Regions from separate parts of the Homo sapiens genome. Here region 2 is linked to region 1. The links are chromatin contacts, found by Hi-C or POLR2A ChIA-PET in ENCODE. All regions are on one chromosome and are shown on one strand. The core of a region is the stretch at or near the end of the contact, and the rest is flanking DNA. Distances in the headings are between cores, read along the strand shown.

Region 1 (5,648 bases), core at 100-2,599:
CTGCTAAAACTCCTGCACAGAAACCATGCAGGCAATTTGCTAGGGGCTTCCGTTTGCTCTATCTACAAAATGGAAGCAACGGGCCTCCTAATTGGCACTTGGTGCCACCATTGGCCCCAAACCCCTTCTCATCACAGCCAGGGTGATGCTCCAAAGATGGAAGCCGGTGCCACTGTTCTGCTCCGCCCTTTCCCTGGCCGACCAAGTCGGTTTGCGTCCTCCTCCTCCCTGACCTCACTCCTTTGCAAGCCTCTAACTCCTCACACTTAGGCCCTGCCTCGAGGCCTTTGCCCTTCCCTTGCCGTGGCCTGGAAAACATCTTTCCTTGCTGGTCCTGGGGGTGACCCTCAGGTCTCAGCTTAGAAGTCCCTGACCGCTCTACCCAAAGTAGCCACATCCCTGCCCTCCCCCAGCCTCGCTCCACCCAAGGTACAACTAAATACCCGTTTGGTTTCCCGGGAGATTTTTGTGTTCCCTAAAAGAGGGGGTACCCAGGTCTGTCTGTAAACCCTCGGTGCCTAAGACGGGGCCTGGCATTCGGTGGATGTCAGTGAATGAGTGCGGAGGCTGTGCCCGTCGCAGACCGGGAGAACCCGACACGAGGCGGGGGAAGGGCGCGAGGCAGCGCCCATGCGCATGCGCAAGAGCTCCGACGCCGAGCTGAACTCTCGGGCCGGAGGGAATGACCGTGAGTAACCTCGCAATTACGTCACGGCTGGGGCTGGGGCGGAGCTTCGGCGACGCCTGGGTCCCCAGCTTCAGCCGTGGCCATCACAGGGCTGGAGAGTCACCGGTCGGGCGGCACCCGGCCTGGGACGCGTAGAGGCGCACGTGTCCCGGCCCGGAGCCGCCAAGGGACCCCGGCCCGGCCCAGGAGCCCTCACCCACAAGCGCGCGGCCCGAGACGCTAGCGCGGGAACCAGGGAGGCTCGGTGAGGCTCGGGACACCGAGCTCAGAGACACCGGGAAGTCCCGCGCGAGCACAGCACGGAGCTGGCGCCCGTGGGGGAGACAAAGGCCAGGGAGACACCTGCGCGCCCCCTACTCGCGCCACCCGGCGCAGCTTCAAGCCCTGCCCGCCCTGACGCACCTTCGATGTCGGTCAGCAGCGCCGCGTCCAGATCGCACGGCTCGCCCAGCGCCTGCTCCAAAGCCGCCTCGCTGAAGGGTGGCTCGTCCATGGCGCAGCCGCCTCCTCCGGGAGGCCCGCCGGGCCCGCCGCCTCGTACGGCCCTTCCTAGGGAGCGCCGCCGCGGCCCCGGCTCTCAGTCGCCGCCGCCGCTCCGCGCGTTCGTGTCCTGCCCTGGCCTCAGAGGCGGCCCGGCGCCGGCGAAAAGTTCCTCGGAAACTGGGTTCCCCCGGCCGCAGCTCTGCTGGGCGGTCGAGGCGGAGGCGGGGCCTTTCGGGGAGGACCCGCCCTCCCAGATAGACGGCCCCGCCCCACCTTGAGAGAGCGGGGGACCCCTGATCCCCGGTCTGCGCCACAAATCTCCCCTCAGCCGGCCCCTCCTCCAGAGCGCCCTCCAGTCATTCATTTTATCCAGCCTCGCGCACAATGGCAGCGGCCTCTGGCCGGCTGCTGCGGGAACGCGGGCAAGCCGAGCCCCCTCTCTGGGCCTCTGTTTCTCCAGCACCAAGCAAGGAAGCCGAGTGGAAGCCCCAGGCCTGGGCCCATCCCAAACTTCATTTCCTCATTTCCTAGATTTGACTCTTTAGAACAAGACAGACCAGGATCCAAGTTATAGGGGTCCCAGGCCTGCTGTGTTGTGAGCAGGCCTGATGTAACTGCTGGGCCAGTTACATCACTCTGCCTCAATTTTCCTCATTTGTAACATGGGCCTAATGATGCTTTCTCACGGGCAGGCTGGGAGGCTAGTGACAATGTGGAGGGGAGCATGACCTGTGAGATCAGCCTGCCCCCTCTCTGCAAAGAAACCAGAAGATTGGCCTCTTGAGGACAGGAGTGGCCAAAGAAAGAGGCTGGAATTTCGTCATCTGGTTTCCTCCCAGATCCAGCTGTAGGGATAGGATACCAGTGGGCCCAGTGCAGCTCCTGAAGGAGGAAGCCAGTACCCAAGGAAGACTGGCCCCAGGGCTGTCTGACCCCAGATTTGGCACTTATTCCCAGGAGCAGCCAGGATAGGGGCCGCAAGGAAGAGGTAGCTGTGCTTTAGATCAGAGCCAGGCTGCCCTGGATCATCACAAGCTGGGACTAGATCAGAGCAGGCAGCCCTGTTGAGAAGAGGGCTGGAAACCGAACCTGGTTCTGTGGCCTAGGGACAGAGCCAGGTGGGGCAGGAAGGAGGGAAGGGGTCCCAATGAGGTGGGTTGAAATAAACCAGAATTAACATTCAGGAATCTGAATGTGATAAGGCAGTGAGCTCCCTGTCCCCAGAGGTATGCAAGCAGAGAGAAGCACCCTTGGTGGAGGGCAGTCCAGGAAACTCATCAGGGGCCTGGGCCTCAGGCCTTCCCGACCCCAGACCTTCATAAGTCAAGCCATCCTGCAGACTGCCTTGCTCAAACTCCAGATATAGCCTATCTGGCCACGCCCTAAGCAGGAGTAACATTCATGATGCATTTTAGAAGGGGTGTGTGGGGGAGAGAAGCCACAGAGCCCAAGTCCCTGGGGCTCAGCCTGGACATCCAGCTCCCTTTGTTCCTCTCCCAGAAGTGGCTGCGGTGGAAAATTACCCAGAATAGCGGCGCCAGAAGTCATAGGGGTCGCCAAACCACATCTCCCCAAGTAGCCCTGCTCAAGGGTCCACCCAGGACCCACTCCCTCCAGATGAACAACTGCTGGAGAACACAGAGAACAAAGCTGGCTTCTCCTCAGTGCCCCACCCCCACCAACACTCTAGAGGCTGCAGGAAGCTGGTGACTTCCCTGAAAATTTAAACAGCCCTTCCCAGGGAGGGGGTGGGATAGGAAGTGCTGGGTGAAGCCTAAATACCATTTTCTTCAGAGCTAGGCAGGTGATCTGGGTTTTCACCTGCTTGCTGTGTGACCTGGATCCAATACCTCACTTCTGAGTCTCAGCTACTGTATCTATAAAATGGGAATAACCCTTTCTGCAGTCCCTCTGCAGAGGCAGGGAGGGTGTTTTGGAGTCATCATCACAACAGATCTGCCTCACTGTTTTTTGTTTTGTTTTGTTTTGTTTTTTGTTTTGAGACAAAGTCTCTCTCTGTCACCCAGGCTGGAGTGCAGCGGCATGATCTCGGCTCACTGCGACCTCCACCTCCCAGGTTCAAGCAATTCTGTCTCAGCCTCCTGAGTAGCTGGGATTACAGGCGCACGCCACCATGCCAGGCTAATTTTTGTATTTTTAGTAGAGATGAGGTTTCACCATTTTGGCCAGGCTGGTCTTGAACTCCTGACCTTAGGTGATCCACCTACCTCGGCCCCCCCAAAGTGCTGGGATTGCAAGTGTGAGTCACTGCACCTGGCTATCACTGTTTTTGTTGTTGTTGTTGTTGTTGTTGTTGTTGTTTTTAAGACAGAGTCTCGCTCTGTTGCCCAGGCTGGAGTGCAGTGGCACAATCTTGGCTCACTGCAACGTCGGCCTCCCGGGTTCAAGCATTTCTTTTCCCTCAGCCTCCCGAGTAGATGGGATTACAGTCATGCACTACCACGCCCGGCTAATTTTTGTATTTTTAGTAGAGATGGGGTTTTGTCATGTTGGTCAGACTGGTTTCGAACTCCTAGCCTCCAGTAATCTACCCACTTCGGCTTCCCAAAGTGCTCGGATTACAGACGTGAGCTACTGCACCCAACCCGCCTCACCGTTTTTAAATGGGTTACCACATATGTAAATAGAATAGCTCAATAAATATTCACTCCATAACTGCAGGAGTTAGGGGAAAGGGAAAGAAGGTAAGACAAGGTCAACAGAAGACCTGCACCCCAGAAAATCCAACCCCCATGGGGCACAGTCCAACGTGGGGGTGGGAAGAATTTACATCTTTGCCACCAAAGAAACAAATCTTTGCCCCACAGCCTGGGATTACCAGGGCAACCCTCAACGTGAGGGTAGGGGAAAACAGAAGAGGGGATCCATTTTTCAGGGGGAACATGCTTGTCTTGGCAGTTTCTCTCCTCAAAGATCCTGAGACCTCCAAACAAGACCCTCGGGCCCCGGTTGGCTGGGGAGCGTTGAGCACGCCCAAGGAACGTGGACACAAGCCCCTCTGTAATGGTGTGCCTATCAGGGGTCAGGGATCCAGCCTGGTCCACGGTGACCCCGGCGGGCAGGTTCGGCACAGTTTACTTGCTGAGCGCTTACAGAGTGTTCAGTGCGGTTTAAACCCATTCACTCCTCTCGACAGCCTCAGGCGGTTGAGGCTGTTACCATCCCATTTTACAGATGAGTAAATTGAGGCACGTGGAGCGGGACGGTGAAGCGACTTGCTCAGGACCTCACAGCACTGCTGCCCCTGGTTTTGTCTGGACTGGAGGTAGCCGGAGAGCCGGGGCGGCTCCGCACGCGCGCGGGCCAGGGCAGCGGCTGGAGACCCAGGGGAGCCGGGGCGCAGAGCCAGACCAGCCCCGCCCCCGCGGGCCCGGCGCAGCCAATGGGCGCCCGGCCCGGAGTGGGGTGACGCGGCGTCAGCGCGTAACTCCCGGGAGCCCAGCCCTGGGTCACATGCGCCGCGCCCGCTCTACCCGGGAGGTAGGGAGGGGCGGCGGGGACAGGCTGGGCTCAGCCCCCAGTCCAGACACCTGGCCAGGAATGCCGCCAGGTGCGCGTCCCGGGCACCGGAAGGGCTAACACGGGACAGCCCCACCCGGGACTGCGTGGCGCGCCCAGAGCGGAGGATTCCTTCCAGGTCACCCAGCCCGGCCCCTGCCCGACCTCGGCGTTGCCAACTGGGAGATAGGAATTCGCATCTCCCCGCTTCCTCTCCAAGCCTCTTAGAGACTGAGAGGCAGCTTCTGTGGGTTTCGAGCCTTTTCGGGCAGGCGTCCAGCACGGGCAGGGCCTCTTCCAGGACGCTTGTCCTGTCCAGCCATGCCCTCGGTGCCCGGAGCTCAGCCGTGGATGGCAGGGCAGGCACTGGGCAGGAAAACTGGGTTGTCCACTCTAGCCATTGCCTAGGCTACTGAAACCCCTCCCCACTCCCAGAGCCCCCCTGCCCCCCTGCCCCCCTGCCTGGCCCTGCATATCCTTCACTGCTGTGGGAGCCAAGCTGGGACCTGCCCAGGTTATGGCAGAGGGGCCAGGCTGTGGGAAGAGACTGCTCAGAGCCTGAGTCTCCCCTCCCCCACTTCTCCATCTGTATATAATGGGGTCAGATGACTGTTGACATGGGTGATTCTGGTCCTAGATGACGCTCGTGGTCTCATTCCAGCTTGGGCTCTGTGGTGAGCTGGGCGAGTTCTTTCCAGCCCTCTCTGAGCCTCCATGGCCAGCTTTGCCCCTGGAGGCTCACACCCATGTGGGCACCTGCAGGCTTATCATGAGTCACTGAACACACCCTCTACCAAAGAGCTACTTGAACCCCAAAGATTGCTGCACAGTGAGGGGTGTAGCTCACAAAGGCTGAGGAAGACTGATACCTGTTCCCTGGGGGGTAACTGGCTGTTTGAGGAGAGGCCAATTGCATATTGAATGGGGTGAGTCTAGCCGGCAACAGGGAGAGTGAGGA
Region 2 (5,367 bases), core at 1,574-4,073, 3.2 Mb after region 1:
TTTTAATAAAATAAAATTTAAAAAACAAAATGTCCTAAGCTTACAGATCTGATGGAAATCCTATGCAGATTGTCCAACTGTTAATCATCAGGTTTGTTAAACTATTTCCCAAACCAACTCTTCCTTAACTGGGCCACTAGAGAGTGCTAGAAATGCAGGACACCGCACATGAAGTGATACAGGTAAATAAGTCCCCCCAGTCAGAGGAAAAAGCATGGAGGGCTTAAGGGCTCCTTGCTGGCACACTGCCAACTGGCACTGCAGCAGCCCCCACCTAAATTTTGAAAGAAATATTTTTCACTACCCGACTACAGTTCAACTTCTAATTGGTGAATAACATACATGTGGCTCAACAGTTTTGAAACTAAGCAACTGACATCTGAAATTAAAAGATTAATCAGAGCCATAAGTAGCGCAAAAAAAAAAAGTAATTCTTAACTTTAGGAAATTAGGCAAAGTTAGTTAATGATGGTTTAAACTTGACTCCTTCTATTTGGTTAAAAAATACCAGAGGGGGGAAGAAAGGGAGAGGGAGGGAGGGAACGGAAAAAGAAAAGGAGGGAGAGGAAGAGTGGGGCGGTCCCCACTTCATCCAAAGTAGTAACAAATCTTGGGCGCGTCACGTCCCAATCCGGACACTACTGACCCAGAGTAGCAACAGCACATTCCCTGTAGAAGACTGGCTTCAACCAGGCCACCCTTTTTTTTTTTTTTCCGGAGGGGGTCTTGCTCTGTCACCCAGTCTGGAGTACAGTGGCGCGATCACTGCTCACTGCAACCTCCGCCTCCCGGGTTGAAGTGATTCTCCTGCCTCAACCTCTGGAGTAGCTGGGATTACAGGCGCCCGCCATCACACCCGGCTACTTTTCGTATTTTTAGTAGAGATGAGGTTTCACCATGTTGGCCAGGCTGGTCTCGAACTCCTGACCTCGTGATCTGCCCCCCTCGGCCTCCCCACGTGCTGGGATTACAGGCGTCAGCCACCGCGCCAAGCCAGGCCATCTTTTCTTAAAGACACACAATTCTACTAGCAAGACTCTAACTCCGATCCTGAAACGTTTTATGTCTGATTTTAGTTCATCCAGACATAACGCTACCTGATACCATTACAGATAAAAAAAATTTTGAGGCCGGGCACGGTGGCTCATGCCTGTAATCCCAACACTTTGGGAGGCAGAGGCGGGTGGATCACCTGAGATCAGGAGTTCCAGACCAGCCTGGCCAACATGGTGAAACCCCGTCTCTACTAAAAATACAAAAATTAGCCGGGCGTGGTAGCAGGAGCCTGTAATCCCAGCTACTCAGGAGGCTGAGGCAGGAGAATCGGCTGAACCCGGGAGGCGGAGATTGTAGTGAGCCGAAATCGCGCCACTGCACTCCAGCCTGGGGTACAAAGCGAGACTTCGTCTCAAAAAAATAATTTTTTTTTTGAATTACTGCTTAACATACCCTACAATCTCAGCGAGCCTGTTGGTATTCCCATAAATAAAAAAATGCCACTCAAGGTGGAAACTGCCCTCACAACTCCCAATCTCGGATTGTAATCTACAAAAGCGCGTGAAACTGTAAAAATAAACTTTATTCACATAGAAGAATCACGTTACGTTTTGATTTCCAAACCCTTACCAAGCCTAACTGCGGGACGCAAGACTGGGCTCCCCGAGGGGACTCACTCCTGGTTAAGGCCTCCCACAGCCCACGGCGCGCTTCCAAGTCTACTCCTCAGCCGCAACGCAAACCCGGGCTGTGGCTCCGCACCCACAGGCTCGCCCCGGCCCCAGCCCCTGCCGCCCTCCACCTCCAGCTCCTCGCGGGCCCCGAGGCAGCCGCGAAGCTCCGGCCCCGCGCCCCCCAGCCCGCCTCCTGCCCCAGCTCCCGTCCAAGGTCGCTCCTGGCGGCGGGTGACCGCTGCAGACCAACGCCCAGAACTCGACAGCCCCCCATCCTTTACTCATTTTTTTGAAATATTTCTTTCTCTGCACCCGCATCCAGCCCCGAACCCTCCAGAACCAGGAGAGTTCCCCGCAAGGACCTCGCGCAGGAACGCCCGGGACCGCCCACCGAAGTCCCAGGCTCCCCAGGCAGCAGGGCAGGAGAACACCACCCCCGGCCCGGAAGCACTCGCCCCTCCCGGGCCAAGAAGGATAAGGGAGGGGGAGGGCGGAGAGAAAGGAGGGGGAGGGGACAGAGAGGAGGGGGAGGGGACAGAGAGGAGGGGGAGGGAAAGGAAGAATGGGGGAAGGGGGGAGAGGGGAAGGATAGGAAGATGAGGAGATAAGGGAAGGGAGAGAGTTGAGGGGGGAAGGAAAGGAGGGGGAAGGGGTAAAGAGAAGAGAGGGCAGAAGGAGAGAGGAAGAGGAAGGACAGGGAAAGGCAACGGGGGAAGGGAAGAGGGCAGGAAAAGGGCCCCTCCGCCGGCCGGCCTCAGGAGCGGCAGAAGGCCCCGAGCCCGCCGCGCGGTGGGCTGCCGGGCGCACCTTGCGCTTGCGGGCCTCAGCCGTGCCGCTCCACACGAAGCACTGGTAGATGGCCCGCAGGTTCTGCTTCCAGTTGTCCACCTTGAAGCTGCCCAGGTGCGAGCAGCCCGGCGGCGCTACCGCCAGCTCGGCGTCCATGGCCTCGCCCTCGGGCTCTGGCCGGGACACCATGGGGGGCAAGGCCCGGCCGCGCGCGGGGGGCGGCGGCGAGGGAGGCGAGGACGACGCCAGCGCGGCGTGGGGGCTGCTCGGCGGCTGGCCAGGCTGGCCAAGGCCCGGGCGCCGAGAACAAAGCGCGGAGGCCGGACAAAGATGGGGCTGCGCGATCGCCGAGGGGAGGCTGCAAGGCAGGCACCGCCCCCGAGCTGCGGCTGCTGCGGACCGCCTGCGCTGCGCTCTCGCGGTTCGCGGAGGGTGTCGCGGGGCGGGGCGCCGCGGCCGCGGACGGAGATTACGTCACCCCCCCCCCCCCTCCCGGCCGGCACCGCACTGCGCAGTCTCCAGCCCGCGCCAGGCCCTTCCCCCACACTCGCGCGCCCGTTAGGCTCTGGGTAGACCCGCGCCCGAGGAAGCGTGGTAGGGGGGGGAAGCTAACGAGGGCCCGCCCCTCCCCTTCCTTTATTGGTAGTAGGCCACCCCCCCCCCCCCCCCGGCACCTTCGGCTATTGTCATAGGCTCTCAGTATAGTCCGTCTGGTACAGAGCCGCCTCCCGGGACCCTGGCGGCTAGACGTTCCCTGTCTCTTCCAGAGGACTGGGGAGGCGGGGGCGTGCTGCGGTTGGGCGGCGCGAGACGTCAGTCCTAGCACTGAACCGGTTTGCGCCGGCCTGAGCTCTGCCGCAAAGAGGCGGGGCGATGAGCTGGAGCGCCGCAGGTCGGGCCTCCATCCAGGGCCTGCGCTTTCCCACCCAAAAGCACCCCCTAATCGGGAGCTGTTTGCAGGGCCCCCGGTTGCCGTAACCTGGCTCGGGCCCTGCAGTGCCGTGGCCCGGGGCTGGAACTGCCTGCCAACTGCCTGGTAGGCGCTGCCCCCGGCCGCAAGCTGGGGCGCCTCCTGTCGGGAGCCCGCTGATAGTGAGGGCCAACCCGGCGCCATCCAGTTTAAAGAGGCATCTGCGCGCCACACGCCTGACACTTCACATTTGCTAGTGGCTACATTTTTCTAATGAAAAAAGAAAGTTACAGTAATATATCTCAACCCAATAAAGTCAAATTATTTCAGCATGTAGGCAGTATTGCAAAATCGTTAGTGGAATGTTTTACAGTTTTTGCAGCAAGTCTTGGAAATCTGGTATTTACACTTAAAGCACATCCAATTCCTACTAGCTGCTACCGCAGTGGGCGGCACAGGTCTAATCGGTATACAAATAACTGACCCAAGGCAAACTGAGAAGACATTTAAAGACGAATGCAAACGAAGTTCTGGGGGAACCAGGGCGCCAAGGGTCTGGGGGAACTTGGATAAGGTGTCAGGTGTGGAGCTGCTCCCCTGTACTCATCCCGCTGCTAACTGCTTTGCTCATTCATTCATCCACAGATTGCAGGAAACAGCAATTGCCGTCCAGAACCATCACAAGTTAAAAAATAAAGATTGTGATCTCACAACACTTAAAGCTACAGGGTTTAATGGACTGACGACTGGGATAAAGCTTTTGTGGCCAAGACAAATTGCCGAGCACAGGTTTTTGCCTCATGGCCTTCGTGCTTGCAGTACCCTCTCCCTAAAATGCTTTCCCTACCCCCTCACCCTCTGCATCCTTATATTCCATGTCTGATGCTCGCTCACCTCCTTCCAGCTTTATCACACACCTCCTTTTCCGTGAAAAGGAAAATTGCCACCCTAATGAAAATTGCAAGCCCCCCAAAATTCTCCATTCCCTTACCCTGCTTTGTTTTTCTCCAAAGAATTTATCACTATCTGGCGTAATGAATATTTACTTATTTTTTTTATTGTCTCTTCCCTTAATAGCATGAAAAATTACGAGAGGGTAATCTTTTTTTTTTATTTTTTATTTTTGAGACAGAGTCTCGCTCTGTTGCCCAAGGCTGGAGTACAGTGGTGCAATTTCGGCTCACTGAAACCTCCGCCTCCCAGATTCAAGCGATTCTCCTGCCTCAGCCTCCCCAGTAGCTGATATTACAGGCGCCTGCCACCACGCCGCTAATTTTTGTATTTTTAGTAGAGAGGGGCTTTCACCATGTTGATCTGGAACTTTTACTAGAAATGGGGTTTCGTCAGGCTGGTTTTGAACTTCTGACAGCAAGTGGTCCACCAGCCTCGGCCTCCCACAGTGCTGGGCTTATAGGCGTGAGCCACTGCGCCTGGCCTCCAAGAGGGTAATGATATTGTGTGTTTTATGTACTACTACAGCCGCAAGTTCCCAGAACTGTATTGGCTACATGCAGGTACTCGGAATTACCCGGTGAAGCCCTATAGTAGTCCCAGCTACTCCAGAGGCTACGGCAAGAGGATCGCAGAGCCCAGGAGGTCAAGGCTGCAGTGAGCTGTGATTGTGCCACTACACTCTAGCCTGGGCAACAAAGCAAGACCCCATCTCTAAACAAAACAAAACCCTGCCGAATTAATTAACCCGAAACACATTTACAGAAAAATCTAACGAGACCATTTCTAGAATAAAACACTTGTTAAGGAAAACCATGTTTATGTTAGAGGAAAGAATGTCAGCTTACAAAAAACTAAAATCCTAACTAGTAAGTCAGGAATTACAAAAATATGTGATCCATCTCTATAAATATTGATGTAAGGAGTTTTCTCATATTGTTGGGCTTATACAAATATGATTTGGCTTCACAAATGTGCACTTAGCATTCAGGCCCTAATATTTATTATCTTTTTTTTTATCAATACGATCATCTAAGCACAGAAGAA

The links. Hi-C counts contacts between places; a loop is a spot of excess contacts on that map. ChIA-PET counts read pairs that join two places held with the same protein, here RNA polymerase II (POLR2A). Pooled maps may share reads with other maps.
Region 2: a map with no recorded cell type shows a loop between it and region 1 (11-fold over the local background). The contact joins the promoter of USP22 here to the promoter of SREBF1 in region 1. A Hi-C loop is called at or near these places in 1 of 37 single-sample maps with no recorded cell type and 4 of 50 pooled maps. POLR2A ChIA-PET finds 5 or more read pairs at or near these places in 1 of 52 experiments (activated CD8-positive, alpha-beta memory T cell).

Annotation. Positions count from the first base shown.
Region 1 is chr17:17,835,637-17,841,284 of GRCh38, forward strand. It overlaps SREBF1 (sterol regulatory element binding transcription factor 1), which reads right to left and starts at 1,350. Exons shown (of 19, transcript NM_004176.5): 1 at 1,091-1,350. The coding sequence starts at 1,181. RefSeq lists enhancers at 225-1,126, 1,127-2,029, 2,030-2,931, 4,573-5,092 and silencers at 729-1,008, 1,199-1,358, 4,351-4,780, 5,161-5,230.
Region 2 is chr17:21,040,188-21,045,554 of GRCh38, forward strand. USP22 (ubiquitin specific peptidase 22) reads right to left here and starts at 2,824. Exons shown (of 13, transcript NM_015276.2): 1 at 2,478-2,824. The coding sequence starts at 2,648. RefSeq lists a silencer at 2,510-3,109 and enhancers at 2,645-3,594, 3,595-4,542.